Regions from separate parts of the Mus musculus genome. Here region 1 is linked to region 2. The links are chromatin loops, found by intact Hi-C in ENCODE. Cell type or tissue: left cerebral cortex. All regions are shown on one strand. Links, peaks and the distances in the headings refer to the core of each region. The heading gives the core; the rest is flanking DNA.

Region 1 (8,344 bases), core at 70-8,069, 520 kb before region 2:
TTAGGATGCAGATAAAGAAGTGAAGATATTCACCTGAACCTACTACTGTCAAACCCCCATTATTAACGTCAGGCAAGTATTTCTCCTCATGTCTTGTCCTATTCTGTCCTGTGCTGTCCTGTCCTCTCTGCTCCTCCCCCTTCCTCTGCTGTTTGCCTCCCTTTTCTCTTTCTCTCTCCCCACTGTTTTCTCTTTTCCTTGCTTCCTCCCTTCCTGGCTTCTCCTTCTGTGAAATTACACACACACACACACACACACACACACACACACACACACACACACACAGCTGGCTTGGTAGGTAGATGGAGACATCATTATAAAAACATCCTCACAGATAATGTAATTCTAAGACAATGAGTTTATATTATATTTAACAGAAGAAAGAGTGTGAAGCAAGACTAAAGAAATTCCTGCCTATCTTATGAAAGCTTGTTAGCCATAAAAGGTACTGGGCTTTAATGGGTCTTGGATATATTTTCTAAGACAATTAAAAACAAAACAAAACAAAACAAAAAAAAAAAACCTCTGGGAGAAAGTTATGTCAATTGGTAATTTATTCTAACTCTGGGTAGGAGAAATGGTTTCAGGGTCTCCTTTCACTTCATGCTCTGGTAATGAGATCTCTATGAGACATTAGGTCCTTATTCTCACACCATTAGATAGGGATGAAGGAGCTCCTATCACTACAAACCACTGACTAGGTATGTACGAGCACCAGTTCTAAACCCATAGTAGGTAAGAGAGAACCAAGTCGAATTCACTCCTTTTTTGGTTGCCTCTCATAATAGTAGACAATCCATGAGGGCTGAAATGAATGAAAACCAGAGAGGGCTGATAAACCTGGTCACCCCGTACACCTTATATTGTCTGTGGTTGAAATTCAGGAAGGAGCAAAGAAATATCAGTGTGCTGACTTTTCATAAATTGATAACTGTTATATATTGACTAAGAGAAACGTGGGTTCCATCTTAAGACTGATCTCATTTGTGTAGACTCAGAGAGAGAGACAATCCTCTACCATCAGGGAGAGGGCAAAGATGAAATTGTTGGACCCACATATAATCCACACAGCCCTGGAAATCTTGCAGGCACCAGCCTCCCAGGCAATCTTCTCAAGCCTGCTCACTCATATGTAGCAGATGTGCAACTTGACCTTCATGTGGGCCCTGCACAACTGAAACAGGGGTTAGACCAAAAGACTGTTTGTGGGATATGTTCTACTAGCTGGGCTGCCTCAGTGGAAGAAAGAGGAAGTGCCTAGCCTCGAAGAGACTTGAAGTGCCAGGGTGGGAGGGATACCCGGGGCAGGGGGTGGGGGACACACCCATTCAGACAAGATGGGGAGGAGAGATGGGGGAAGGGTTGTGGGGGGGGGGTGAGTGGGAAGGGAGCAGTGAATAAATAAGTAAAAAACAATAACAACAACAACAACAAGAAAAAACAAAACCAGTATTAACCATTGGAATTGTCTGCAGTCACGTGGTGGTGATAGATAGCAGCTGAGATCGGAAACCAAAGGACACCACAAGGTGGTAATGGGACTTGTGTTCTTCCCTGCTTGTTTGGGAGGACAAGCCATGCAATTTAGTCCAGAATCGTGTCCCCCTGAACCCCCCAAAACATGAGATTATTATCTTGACAGACGGCAATCTGAAGGAAGCCACAACTAGGATTCTCCTGTGTAAAAGAAAACGTACTATAGAATCTTTCAAGCCTAAGAGGCAAAGAAACAAACCAAAGAAGGAAACAACTCTCTTTCCAGCCAAAGGCTTCTAAGACCAACTTTAGAAGAATGACAGGTAATTCTAATAGCATGAGTGAGTGGGTTAGACTCACGGTTCCATTAGCAGCAAAACTGAGCCGTGAGCCTATGTCACAGGTGAGCAGCACGCCGGTAGGAGCACGGCCTCCATCACACTGTGTGCATAGCTGTGTAATAAGCATGTGGCAGTCTTGCTGAACAATGGACACACTGTTCACAACAAGGAAGGAGATGGGCTGGGGTTGTTGCCAACATAAGTTCCTCATAGCTTACTAGCTCACAGGGACATCAAGTTTCATAATACTATCCAGAGGATTTGATTCATCTGTGGAACTAGCCAGGTAGAAGAGAGTAATTGTCTGGGTTTTCCCTTCATGCTTCCTCTTGAGTCTTCTGCTTTTCTGTTTGACTGGGGAGTCAGATGCTAGAGTCAGGATGAAGTCACAATCTCAAGTCAAACTTCCCGTGGACATAAGAGATAATGACGAATGAGTATTTGTGGAGAGATAAGATGGTCCTCTAATAACTGTCCCCAAGGTTGAGAAATCAGCAGTCACTCTGACACATGTCAGTGCTTACTCTTAGTGGGACTGGAATAGCCCTCAGTCCCAGACGGCTCTTTCCCTACTCTGACACAGGACTCCTTTTTATTTATTTATTTATTTATTTATTTATTTATTTATTTATTTATTTATTTTTTTACCACCCCCTTGCTTTTTCTTATCATGGCCCTTAATATTAAATTTTGTATCATCTGACTATACCACTCACTGCTTTCTAACTTACATTCATCAACCAATCTCCAGATTTTTTTTTCTGAAATGCCTTAAAGATTGTTGTTCCTGACAATGACTAACCTGTGTTTGTCATAGCTTTTTTCAGCAATTTCAGATCTCCTGGACAATTTGTCCAATGCTCTCATCTTTCAGTTCATTGACTACACATGGTCGCTTTGCCTGCATGCATATTTGTTCGCTACATTTCTGGTGCTCACAGAAGTGAGAAGAGGGTGCCAGATACCCTGGAAGACCCATTTTCTTGTTTCCAGGGTTAGGAGTCAGAGACTATGCCTAGACTGCCCTAATAAGTTGTCTTTGGCCACATGACATAGCACTCTTAGCATGCTGCTTGATGTTCCATGAATTGCCAAGACATTCCACTGTGTCTACTGAATATCGAATCCGTTTTATTCTCATGTCATCTCAGGACTGATGTCCCAGGCAGTGGCTCTTTCTCCTGATGAGTTTTATTTCTCTCTGCTCCATGCTGGCTTAACTTCAGCTAAAGGCTACAGAGACACCACTGTATACCTTTCTTCCAGCTCTCTTCTTTTGAGAATTGGCCTCTTAGCTCTCGCTGTCTGGCTTCCCTGGACCCTCAGCACTGGCAGCTCAATTCAGGGCTCTTTTGGGCTTTCACTAGGTTATAGCTTGCCCAGTGTTTGCCTGAAAACCCTCCATGGAGCTAAGCTAGGGTTATCATAGTTATTTCTTCTCTTAGTGTCATGTGCTACCTGATGAACAATGTCTAAATCATGGTTTTCTAAGTATTGCTTATTTTTAAGTTATGACATGGGGAAGAGGAGATAAATATATCTTGACGGTAAATAGGGATTTTAAGTTAGAAAAAATTCTTATTGCTGTGTCCATTAAAATTTCTGCATGACCCTGAATACATATTATCTTGTATACTAGTGAATTAGTTTTCCATCTTCAGCATTAAGATATGCTTCAAGACAAGCATCACAGGTCCTGGCTGGACTCCCTGATAGCACCACAGAGGTTTGCAGAATTGATTAGCTAGGGGTGACCTAGTATGATATAGATACCTGTGTCTTGAATTTGATTTCTCATATAAATAAAATACAGTCTTATTTGGAGATGGAATGTACAGACTTCATTTCACAAGGTCTATATATCTTTGTCCTTTTAAATAGCTACATTCACCCTGGGCCACATTGTGAGACAACTTTTAGGACACAGTCATCAGCAAATCTGTGCAAGCCCTTTACTCTAGGCTCATGCTTTACCTTGTGCAATGTTAGAGATATGGCTTGGTTCACACCTTACAGTTTAGAATAAAATAGAATATTATCAGTAAAAGTAGATCTTGAGAGAATAAAATGGAATGTTCTTTATGCTCTTTTAACATTTCTTATGGAACTGTGATAAATATCTTTATGACACAAATGTAGGTACTTAGACACTTATCTGCCATGCTTATCTCTAGAATCTAGGGCCCAGTACATTGGAAGACAAATAAGGTTTGATTTGAGAAATCCTATCATTTAATTAGTTCCAGAAGCAGAGATGACCTTAAGGTGCCAGGGACAATTTAAAGGCCGAGGTAGATTATAAGACTGAAATGGTGTTTTTATTCAGTCAGCCTTTGGACAAGCTATGGAATGAAATAAAGGCGCCTTCGTCTGCCAGATGGTACAAGCAAAAAGTTAAAAGAATTGAAACCTTGGGTTCTCTGTGCCTGGAAGCCACTGGTATCTCCATCCAAGAGCTGAACAAATGCGCCTTTGTGTACACTTGTGACAGCCCTTTGAAGTTCTGGCATCCCGACTGGCAACTTTTTATATCTGGCCATCTTAAAGCAGGGGAGGTTGAGAAACAGAGAGGGGGAGGACCAAGAAATGTAGGTGTCGTCTGACTGGCTCCAAGCCCACTGGGTAAACATGCCAGCAACCTTCTCACAGAGATTACTTTTCAGAAATGGAAAGGGAGTGTCCAGCTTCGTTTAGAATCAAAATGAGGAAATGACTCTCAGCTGTCTACACACAACAAAACACACCCGGCAGAGTGGTGGAGCCTTGTGACCATGGTATAGCAGACAGGATTTCTTTCCAGACTACAAAGTCCAGGTCATCTGCAGGAATGTTTATATTGCACTATCTCCAGTACCCAGCCCTGGGGTCCTTTTAATGAGATTCATAGTCTTTGTTTTCTTCAAAGAATTTTCATAGACTTTCCCTGAGACAAGGGCTTCTCTGCTTTTCTGGAGGATTTCTTAATCAAATTGCATAGGAGGTTGAAGGAAGGAACAGCCTTTTGTTTTGAGTTTAGGACGAAGTTTGAAGCTCTGAGGTTCGCTTTTCCCTTCAGACCTAACTTCTTGTGTGGTCCTTTTCCACAAGAAATTATTTCCTGTCTTTTCTGAAAGATTAAATAGATCTTGCCAGTAGCACTCAAAGGGAAGAAAGAAGGTTGTATTCAGTTTCAAATACTTAGAATTAATTTTAAAACACCAAAGACTTTAGCAAGCATCGATTTCCAGCTTACCAATAGGCCAAGAGGAAAAGAAAACAACACAAAATGAGAGAACCATAGGACCCTGTATTTTGGAAAATGACAATAGTCAAGCACTTAAAAACTACAAACAATAAAGAAATATCCAATCACAGGCATCACTGGGTAACATTAGCTATGAGAACTGTATTTTAGATAGATCATCATTATTGGTGGGGTTATTTGGTATATATTCTATAAAACAATATTTTATTTAGGTTAGCTATTAAGAAAAACATTTTTCAACTTATGAAGTGGAGAAGTAGTTAAATAAAGTTATTATATATTCTAGATAGAGAATAAATACCAACTACCTTTATCACAGTTATCATCAAGGTTAGCCAAAATGTGAGCTAATTCCCCTTAGTAATTTGGATACTTATAGAATTAGAAACAAATAAAGAGATAACTCACTAAATTGCTAAGGATATTATTGTAGGATCACTACAGCATAGGCAACTTTTGTTTGCTTATTTGTTTGTTTGTTTTTGGTGGTGGAGGAACTGTTAGATAAACCAGTGCTTCTGGTCCTTAGACTCCTAACTTCACCCAAAACCATTTTATTGAGTTTACTAGTTCTTTATGTCTGCATTTTCTCCTTTCTAAATGGCAGCCTGTTTTATAAGGCTTAATGTTGGACACATTAAAATTATACAATAATATATTTAAAGAATAATACCATGGTAAATATTAGACCTCATACTACTCTCATTTTCTTGAACTTTTACTTGGTACAAACACAAGGCTTCCGTTGGGCAGCTTTAGGCATTGTCAGTTAGCAGGAAAACTTTCTTTTCAGAACTCTTAGAAGAATTACCCACTCTCACTGTCTCTTTCACCCTGCCTGGCTATTCACACTTTCATGCTCATCATATTTATTGCACACACAAACGTGCATTTATGCTCAATTCCATAAATAAGTTTAATGTGTCTTGGAAGAGTTGTCAATGGACATTAGATAAAGAGACTAGAGAAAACTGAAAATTTCTTCAGTTTAAGGTCGCAAAATCTATTTTTATTGATTCTTTTCCATTGTATCATTTCCTTAGAGTACTGGGCTGCATTGAAGATATCAACTTCCAGTTAAGTAATAATATTCTATTATAGGTAGATATGAGCACCCACTCTTATACTGCAAAGGCATCAGCTTCAGTGTATCAAAGAGTGAGCTTTGCTCTGCTTCAAGTACGTCCCATGGACATTTGTCTCTTGAATTAATTTTTTATGTGATAGAAAAACAAACCTTTTTGTTGTTTAAGAGTGTTTTGCCTCACCATACCACAGGGGTACTTGCTCTACTGTGTTCATAGTGGCCTTATCTGTGATAGCCAGAAGCTAGCAACAACCTAGATGGAAGAATGGATACAGAAAATGTGGTTCATTGACACAATGGAAAACTACTCAGCTATTAAGAATGAGGACATCGCTGGGCGGTGGTGGAACACGCCTTTAATCCCAGCACTTGGGAGCAGAGGCAGGCGGATTTCTGAGTTTGAGGCCAGTCTGGTCTACAAAGTGAGTTCCAGGACAGCCAGGGCTACACAGAGAAACCCTGTCTCAAAAACCCCCCCCAAAAAAAAAACAAACAAAAAAAAAAACAAAACAAAAAAAAAAAAAGAAAAAAGAAAAAGAAAAAGAATGAGGACATCATGAGTTTTGCAGGCAAGTGGATAGAACTAGAAAATATCATCGTGAGTGAGGTAACTCAGACCTAAAGGACATGCATGGTATATACTTACTAATAAGTGAATATAAGTCAAAAAAGTATAGAATATCCAGAATACTATCCACAGAACTCAAGAAGGTTAGTAAGTTAAAGGGACCAAGTGGAGATGCTTCAGTAACACTAGGGAGGGAGAAGAAAGCAATCACAAGAGGCAGAGGGAGTGAGGAACATGAGTGGGAGAGGGGAGGGAGAGGGGAAAAGTGGAACATGATTGGTATTGGGGGATGGGGAGGAAAGCAGGAGAGAAGCCCTGAGGGCCAGTAGAATAAATAGAAATATGCAACCTGGTGGGGTGGTGGTGGGAGGTGGGGAAACTCTCTAGAAAGTACCAGAGACCTAGGAGGTGAGAGACTCTCAGGACTTAAAGTGGGGAGGGCATTAGATGAAATGTCCAACACTGGTGAGAGGGAACTTGTAGAGTCCACCTCCAATAGAAAGACGGGGCATCAAGTGGAGGTATAGGGTTGCCATCCCACAGTCAAAAACTCTGACCCAGAATTATTCCTGTTTCAAAGAACTGCAGGGACAAAAACTGGAGAAGAGCCCGAAGCAAAGGAGGTCCAGTGACAGGCCCAAATTGGAATCCATCTTAAGGGGAGTCTCCCAGGCCTGACACTATTGCTAATGCTGCGGTGTGCTTACAGAGAGGAGCCTAGCATGGCTGTCCTCTGAGAGGCCCAACAAGTAGCTGACTGAGACAGATACAGAAACTTACAACCAGCCAATGGACTGAAGTCTGGGACCCCTATGGTTGAATTACAGAAAAGCTAGAAGAGGCTGAGGAAGAGGGTGACCCCATAGGAAGACTAGCAGTCTCAACTAACCTGGATCTCTGAGATCTCTCAGACACTGAGCCACCAACCAGGCAGCATACACTATCTGGTCCAAGGTTCCCTGACACTTATACAGCAGAGAACTGCATGGTCTGGCCTCAGTGAGAGAAGAAGCACCGAACTCTGGAGAGACTTGAGACTCCAGGGAGTGGGGAAGACTGGCAGGGAGGGGGGTGGATAGGGATGGGTTAGGACATCTTGGAGATTGGGAGGAGGAGAAATGGGATGAGGTACTATGGGAGGCAGACCGGGAGGGAGGTAATGACTGGACTGTAAAAAAAAAAGTAATAGTAATAAAAAGTGTGTTTTATTATGAAATTCCAATGACACACAACCAAATGGGATTCTAATGAATAAAAGGCTCTGTACTAAAGATAAGAGGCAGAAACAGAACTAAAAATAGATGGTTGGCACTTCAGTTCAGGCTGCTCACACAAACAGAACTAAAAAAAAGACGTTTGGCTCACTGGTCATAAGGTGTTTTTATAATGTGGACAATTAATGACTTTTATTATGGCATAGGAAAAATAGGTAGAACCTTTCTTGTTTGCAGTTCTTTGGAAGAAAAAAAAATACATAGTGGAAATAATAGGAATCTTGAGAATGTTGGTGAGTTCTGGTTACTTACCTCAGTCAATAACGTTACAGAGGTGAGAGCTGAGCTCAGACTGCAGTGGGTCAGCCTTTAGCAGAGGCAGGAACACTTATTTACCTGCAGAACAGCTTTGTG
Region 2 (8,344 bases), core at 306-8,305:
ACAAGTGCCTGCTCTTTCTTTAAGGAGAAAACAAAACTTAACCTAGGGTCAACGGGACACCCCAAGTTTACTAGAAATGCTGTGTGAGGACCCCTTTGCACCTGCAGACTGGGGTTTTCACACCTGTTTGTTTGTTTGTTTGTTTGTTTGTTTGTTTGTTTGTTTGTTTGTTTTTCGAGACAGGATTTCTCTGAATAGCCCTGGCTGTCCTGGAACTCACTTTGTAGACCAGGCTGGCCTCAAACTCAGAAATCTGCCTGCCTCTGCCTCGCGAGTGCTGGGATTAAAGGCATGCGCCACCATACCCGGCTGCTTTCGCACCTCGCACCTCTTAAACCCCAACGACTCCTTGATGGCTGTTGGGGGACAAAGCTGCTGTCAGATTGTATATAAAATATATACCTGTGTGTTCCCAAAACAATACTGGGTAACTTGCAAAGAATTAATAGGAACATTGCACTTTGAAAATAAAATTTAGAAGGAAGTGAAAGGACGATAGGAAAAAAAAAAAATCAACCAAGGTGGAGTTTTTAAATAAAACCAAAAGTGAAGCGCATGCGCATTAACCCTTGTAGAGAAGGACCTCAATCCTTTTAGTATGAAATTGCCTCGTCTGTTATTACATTTTTTTAAACATCTCCCCAAACTAAAATCTGAAAAACTCTGTCAAAATTGTTCACCAGCTCAAGTATTCACCGACTAAATATACAGACAATAAATCAGAATTAATTCTGTTAATAAAACCGTGTTTTATGAAGCAGAAATAATATTTGTCTGAACAAGTGATGGAATACATGAGATAGATTAGGGGTATTATTTTTTTCTAATACTCTTTTTTTCTTTTCATTATTTATTTTTTATTATATGACATTGCAATTGCTGCTCCTCCCTCCTCCCCAGCCCAGCCCAGCCCCCACAAATCTACCGCCATTACTGTTCCCCCTGACCTCAGAGAAGGGGAAGCATCTGCTGGGTACCATCCCACCCTGGAACATGCAGTCCCAGCAAGAACAAGCTCCTCCCCTCCCACTAAGACCCCATCAGGCAGTCCAGGAAGGAGATCCAATGGCAGGCAACAGTCACAGACAGCCTCCGCTCCAAGTGTTAGGGGACCTACCTGAAGACCAAGCTGCACATCTGCTACAAATGTGTGGGAGGCCCAGGTCCAGCCCCTGCATGCTATTTGGTTGGTGTTTCAGTCTTTTTGAGCTCTCATGGGTCCAGGTCAGTAGACTCTGTAGGTCTTCTTGTGGTGTGCTTGACCCCTCCTGTACCACCCTTCCACAAGGAAACTGTTATTTAAACATCTTTCCATTGGACTTTAAAAGCATTAATGAGGGAGGAGTGAAAGAATGATTCAAATGAGCTGAAAGTGTCATCACAGAGCCACTCCAGCCAAATCCAGAGTTTATCCTGAGCATCCCGAGCAGTGGTATATGGTAAAGCACCTAGGAATGACCCATGTCAAGGGAAGGGCTTGAAGCATTAGTGTGCAATGGGAGCACTCTGAATAGTCAGAGCTCCAGCCTGCAGAGGGAGCATTCTGGACAGTCAGAGCTTACCATGGCTTCCTTGATTTAAGACCCCACAAACACTAAGACAGGCTGGATGCAGCCAAGAATAGCTGTGCATTCAAACAACACAAAATTATAAACTTAATAAGTATGAGACTCTTTTGTGTAGTTTTTTTTAAACTTGATTTCACCATTCTTTGTTGTTGTTGTTGTTGTTGTTGTTGTTTTTGAGACAGGGTTTCTCTGTGTAACTCTAGTTCTACAGGAATTCACTCTGTAGACCATGCTGGCCTCAAACTCAGAAATCCTCCTGCCTCTGCCTCCCAAATGCTGGGATTAAAGGCCACCATGCCCGGCCTGATTTTACCATTCTTGACCATGAACTTTATAGGTGACAATGATAAGCTGGGAAGTACTTTTAAAGTTCATCCACGTTGTATCAACTTTTAGCATCATATTCCTTGTATTGCTCATTATTTTCTTGCATGAGTATATATGACATTTTAATGAATACTTGGTTTACTTCCACATTTTGGTTATTATAATCACAACTGACAACAACAACATAATAATACATTATATCTTTTTTGTTGTTGTTGTTGTTTTGTTTTGTTTTGTTTTGTTTTTTTGTTTTTCGAGACAGGGTTTCTCTGTGTCGCCCTGGCTGTCCTGGAACTCACTTTGTAGACCAGGCTGGCCTCGAACTCAGAAATCCGCCTGCCTCTGCCTCCCGAGTGCTGGGATTAAAGGCATGCGCCACTACGCCCGGCTAATACATTATATTTTATGTATAGATATATTTTAATTTTTCCTGGATGTATAACTAGGACTTTTTAGGCTATCAGGTAATGCTATGTTTAACTTAACAAAACAAAACCTTGTTGCTTTAGAATATACTTTTTAATTTATTGAGTCTATTGAACAATTTTATCCTTTTAGTAACATTGCCAAAGAGGAACAATATATATTCCATTCATAAATGTGTCTCATCAAGATGAAATTCTGCAAAGATCCCTTTCGGTGTAAACACTAGAACCCCACCTGTGCTGTGCAATTGTGCACACTCTCTTCAAGTAACGGTAGATGATGCGTGAGGAGTTCGTTTGGGTGCGCTTAGGAGGGCTAAAATTATCAGGAAATACTTAAATGCTTACAACCTGGCTGTGCTACTTTTAAGTATAAGGTTACATTTACCATTTACACATGCTTACTCATTAAAAAGCATAAAAACGACACAAAGGAAACTTATTGTCTATGTCGGTCCTCCTTCCATGGAATATGCAATTAGCAGTTTCACTTTTTCCAGTCATTCATGGTCTATTCTATCTGGATCGCCTTTCTTTTAGATACTCTTAACAGTTTTCAGCATTTTATATGTCTGTTCCTGACCTACAATCACTATCACAGAACTCTGCATTTTCCAAATACCTTGCCCTTATGTTTGTTTTTCCACTTCCTTGGATTTCTTTATTCGTTTGGTTTTACTTTTAGCTATAGGGTGCGGTACATCCCAGGGTGGCTTTAAACTCCTGTCTCTCCTGCCTCTATCTCTCAAGTGCTAAAATTACAGATAAGATTACAGATAAGTACCACTGTGCCCAAGTTTTTTACTTTGATTTCATCTTATATACTATTAAAGCATTAAAATGGAACTTGTCTCATTAGGAATGCAAAATACTTACTATCTTAAGAAAAGCTGTTTGTAGTCTTACAAGTTGTGTAAGACACTGTCCACTCTCTTTGCTAGTGTCCTTATGTAGACCTCAGTCTTGGTCACCCTGTGATGAACTGTTATAAACATTAATGTAAATATGATCCCAGCTGAAAATACCCTAAAACATCAAATGCAAGAACCAACTGCTTTCTGGGTTACTTGAAATTTGCTCTTACCTGTGAAAGCTCATAGCTGACACTCCTTGCACAAGTGTTTGTACTATCTTTTCTCTTCCCCAAGAGAGATGACGATAATCAAAATGTGCCAGCCATTAAAATCAGTAAAGATAAAAAATTATGTAAGTGTTTAGAATTGAATGCTGTTGGCATACATTTCAAGATGTCTTTCGTCCCTTCATTCCCTTTATCACCAAACTACAAGTCATGGTTCTTAGCTCGAAGACAGAGTATGAGCATTAATATGAAATGAGAAAATGTCTGTCTCTTGCCCTGCAGGTGATGTGTTTGCAGGGAAGCAGAATGGAGGCTTCACATTCTACAATTTATGAAAGCTAAGGGGGTTATGCTGCTGCTGCTGCTGCTGCTGCTGCTGCTGTTGCTGCTGCTGCTGCTGTTGCTGCTGCTGCTGCTGCTGCTGTTGCTGCTATTGCTGCTGTTGCTGCTGTTGCTGCTGTTGCTGCTGCTGCTGCTGCTATTGCTGCTGTTGCTGCTGCTGCTGCTGTTGCTGCTGCTGCTGCTGCTGCTATTGCTGCTGTTGCTGCTGTTGCTGCTGTTGCTGCTGCTGCTGCTGCTATTGCTGCTGTTGCTGCTGTTGCTGCTGTTGCTGCTGTTGCTGCTGCTGCTGCTGCTATTGCTGCTGCTGCTGCTGCTATTGCTATTGCTGCTGCTGCTGGGTTACTATGTAATGTAAATCACAAAAGGACTTTACAATATTCACTTTTACCCTCTGGGCACTTATGCTCCATTATCAGATCAAAGGCAAAAGAATCATTTACTTTAGTGACATCTACAGGCACTTCAGTAGAAAAACAGCCTCCTCTCCACTGGGTAACAGAAACATATATATGGGAAGCTCCTTGTATGCTTAGTGTGTTGCTGTGCAGCCATTGGAGTCTTGTGATACATAATTTGTTTTCAAAATTTCTTCCAAGTGTTTATCTTTACTAAACATTATATCCTGGTCATATTTATCTAATGAAAACAATATGTTGTCATATAGGTTTGATTCTAAGCTAAAACTACATAAATGCCACCAATTGACTTGCCTTATTTTGCTCATATAAATTCTCTCTTTTATGAGACTTGAATGGATAAAATATGACTACTGAAGACCCTCTCTCTCTCTCTCTCTCTCTCTCTCACACACACACACACACACACACACACACACACACACACACACACACACGTTCCTCTCATACCTCCCAAGAAGTAGAGAACTGTGAAACTGTGGACCTGCGCCAACATACTATCAATGAGCAGTGTGATAAATTTCTCAAAACAGCTTGCATTATCGGAATCAGATGCTAATGATGGGATGAATGGCCTTGAAAACAACTTCACTGAACACAAGCTGTCAGATACCTCCTCTGAGGGACATCAGAGTAAGTAAAACTGTGGAGGAGGGACTGGTACTGTGATAGTAGGAAGGGACACAAGATGGAATGATTCAGCCAGAGTACAACCCAGCACTAAAGAACTGTGCTTGAGAAGGGAACAGACAGAGTAGTCATGGTCAGAAAACTCACAAGGATGCTCCCATAGAGACAAGATCAGTGTGAGGAGCCTGCCATGACAAAGCCCCATGGAGAAAGGTCAAACCCACAGACAGCACCACTAAACAAGATCTGCCTTCTATGTCTTACCCTTCCCATTCGCTCATCCAGGGAAGACTCAGTTACAAGGACAGAAGGAAGATGTGAAACAAGAAGGCAAATCAGGGGGTCCAGCCCCAAAAGAAAAGGGAGTGTTGAACTCAATGTCAGTCTATGCTACACATGTAATACCTGAAGAATGAAAGGAACCAGAAATTATCACCAGCTGTGAGGAAGGAACACCTAGGGAGTTATAATACTGAAAGGAGAGAACTAAGCTGTTTCCTAGCTTTACCTGGTAGAGTCCAGCCATGCAAGCTGGAGATATATATATATATATATATATATAGATAGATAGATAGATAGATAGATAGATAGATAGATAGATAGATGGATGATATAACTTTTTAAGGGAATAGCTTAGCTAGTATAAGGGAAATAATATATATATACATATATCTGTGTGTGTGTGTGTGTGTGTATCAGCTAGTATAAGGGGAATATTAAATAGAAAACAAACATTTTGCTCATGTTAAAATTTTCAGAAAAATCCCAATGGCATGTTTACATTGAAGAGCATTTAACTTACATATCCAAAATTTTCCTTATGGAGCAGAATAGGAGGGCAAACCTGAAGGTGTTCTGGTCCAGGATTTTTACTTATCCACTTCAAACGCCCTTTTGAACTTCCAACTGTCCCTCTCCCACTACTAAGGTTTCTAAGATTTGATCTCAATAAAGAATGGCCATAAGTAAGATCCCACGCCCAGCCCTCATATCTGGGCTTTCCTCAGAGATGAAATACTCTGACCAGAACAGTTTGTAGATGCTTAGATTTATAGTGGCCCACCACATCAGCTGCTTACAAAATATACTCATCATGAAGGGTCATGAACAACACATCATAAGAGAACTAGTAATAAATTCAGCAGTCTCTCCAGATCACAGATGAGGGTCTAAGGACAGGTTTCTTGACTTGTTTTCCCATCTCAAGTAGAGTGAAATATGCTGTAGGGTAAGAGGACATGGCTATTGGAGGGTGATTTCAAGAATTCACTTACTGATATCAAGTGCCAGGATGTGTCATGTGTGTCACACAAGTATTCACCTCCTGTTCCTTGCCACACAGAAGGTTTGTCCACACCACCAAAGCAGCCTGCAGGTTCACTTTTCATGTTATCATGTCCGGTTCCTACTACTAGGATTCAGGCAGCTATTCATATTTAGTGGCAGGATACAGGAGGAAGCAAGAAATTCTTCATTTTTCCTTTTCTTCCTCTCTCCCATTTCTCTAGGCAGATAATCATCCTGCCACCCTCTTCCGTGGGGTGGGAAAGCTAGGAATGGCCCAATAACCACGGCAGAGCCAGAAATAATTAAAGCTTGGCTCCAGCATGGTGGGAAGGTCAAGGGTTAACACCACGAATATGCACATCTGTCCATCCCCAACCCATTTCCTCTTCTCAGTCTCCCACTTTATTCTTTACTTCTTCAGTCTCATCCCAAGGGCCTTCATAAAAAGCTTTCCTTGGGAAAAGTAAAAACAGCTAAACCCATCAAAAGGATGACCTTCACATGTCTCTAAGCAGCTAATGCATTCTGGGCAACACGAAACTCATGTGGAAGAATAATATATCATGTTAAGAAATAGATCACTGAAAGAAAAAGAAGAATTAAAAGCCGGGTGTGGTGGCACGCACCTTTAATCCCAGCACTCAGGAGGCAGAGGCAGGATTTCTGAGTTCGAGGCCAGCCTGGTCTACAGAGTGAGTTCCAGGACAGCCAGGGCTATACAGAGAAACCCTGTCTCAAAAAAAAAAAAAAAAAAGAAAAAGAAAAAAAGAAAAAAAAAACAAAAAGGAAAAGGAAAAAAAGAAAAAGAAAGAAAGAAAAAGAATTTTAAAACCCCCAAAAATATTTTTAAAATGTCCTCAGAGAAACAGAGGAGACTCCTGTAAATGGGGACAGAGTAGGAACGAATAATTTAAAGAAAAAAGTTAAAATTCTGCTCTGAAAATATCAGATTTAAAACATGACAAATTAATTTGCTGTTAAGAAAGGTACAGCTGAGGGAAGAAAGTTGCTCAAAAATGGAAACAGGACACACCCTAAATACTGCTCAATCCATCTTACATAGCCTACCATATATTATAACTCAGCCCAACCTCCTTTCAAAAAAACAACATTTCTTCTTCCTCCCTTAGTCATAATCAAACCACTGGGATGCACCAAGCATTCCAGGACCCAGCATCTGCATTCAGCCAGGAGACTAGGCGTCGTAAGAACCTGCATTTACACAGCTCGTGCCTGGTATCAACCCTGGTGATTATCTCCAATATAAGATGGGTTGGCTCCCAAAGATAAAGACATTTTCAACTCTGAGGAGTCAGAATCACTAATGATTGATACTTTATCTTTACCACAACTTCCAGAAAATGGCAGCTGCATGACTAAATAAGTAAAAATATATAAATCTTTAGGGGGCTGGTAAGATGGCTCACTGTCAAGCCCAATGACCTGAGTCCATTTCCCAGAACTCACATGGTGGAGGAGAGAATGCCTCATCTTTTTTTAAGTGAGGAAGCATATTATACAGAGAGATGTGGCATGTTCTAAAAAACATTTATGCTAAACTTAAAGGCAAAAGCTAAACATAATTAATCTAAAAAAAAACTTTAAAAAATTATCCCTTTTGAGATATCAGGCACAAGCTTACACACACACACACATTTAGAACAATATGAACTGAGAGTACATATAATATCAATACTATTTGCTGAATCATATAAGGCAGAGTTCATAACTACACTACACACAACTATAAACATTAAGTGTAGCTCTTGAAACTACAAAGTGTATTACCTGAGACTATAGAATTTGAAGTTATTCCAAAAATTATGGCACCAGATAATAAAAATAGCATGAACTCCCAGTTAAAAACCAGATGTGAATCATATTCACACTAAAAAGTCTTGATAAACACCTATAATGGGCCAGGCGCTTTTACTTTTTTTCACACAGGAAACTAAAGATCTCCATATTCATGAAAAGAATTTATTTGCAAGAGAGATTTTAGAGGAGGAAAACCACATCAACTATAAAAATCAATTTTTATAACTAATTGATTTACTATACATTCCAACCCCAGCTTTTTCTCCCTCCTCTCCTCCCAGTCCCTCCCTCTTACCTCACCTCCCTCTATGCCCAGCTCCCTGTCTCCTCCCATAGATATCAACTCCCTTGGCCTATCAAGTTGCAGTAGGATTCTGGGAAGAGCTCCTACTGAGGACAGACCAGGCAGCCCAGTTAGGGGGAAGGGATCCAGATGCAGGTAACAGAGTC

The links. A loop is a pair of places that touch in the nucleus more often than their neighbours do. Peaks named below come from ENCODE experiments on the same cell type or tissue, not always from the same donor. Only the 100,000 strongest peaks of a DNase experiment are listed, where the experiment ranks them.
Region 1: it touches region 2 in a loop (6-fold over the local background); 19 of 42 quality-filtered maps call a loop at or near these places.

The regions. Positions count from the first base shown.
Region 1 is chr12:35,820,888-35,829,231 of GRCm38, reverse strand. No RefSeq gene overlaps it. Among named protein-coding and RNA genes, the nearest start is that of Gm40388, 78 kb to the right of the region's middle. In left cerebral cortex, for the core only: no CTCF peak of the experiment used is centred there; a DNase peak (open chromatin) is centred at 4,313.
Region 2 is chr12:35,304,585-35,312,928 of GRCm38, reverse strand. No RefSeq gene overlaps it. Among named protein-coding and RNA genes, the nearest start is that of Mir680-3, 110 kb to the right of the region's middle. In left cerebral cortex, for the core only: a CTCF peak has its summit at 4,207 (motif pointing left); a DNase peak (open chromatin) is centred at 4,222.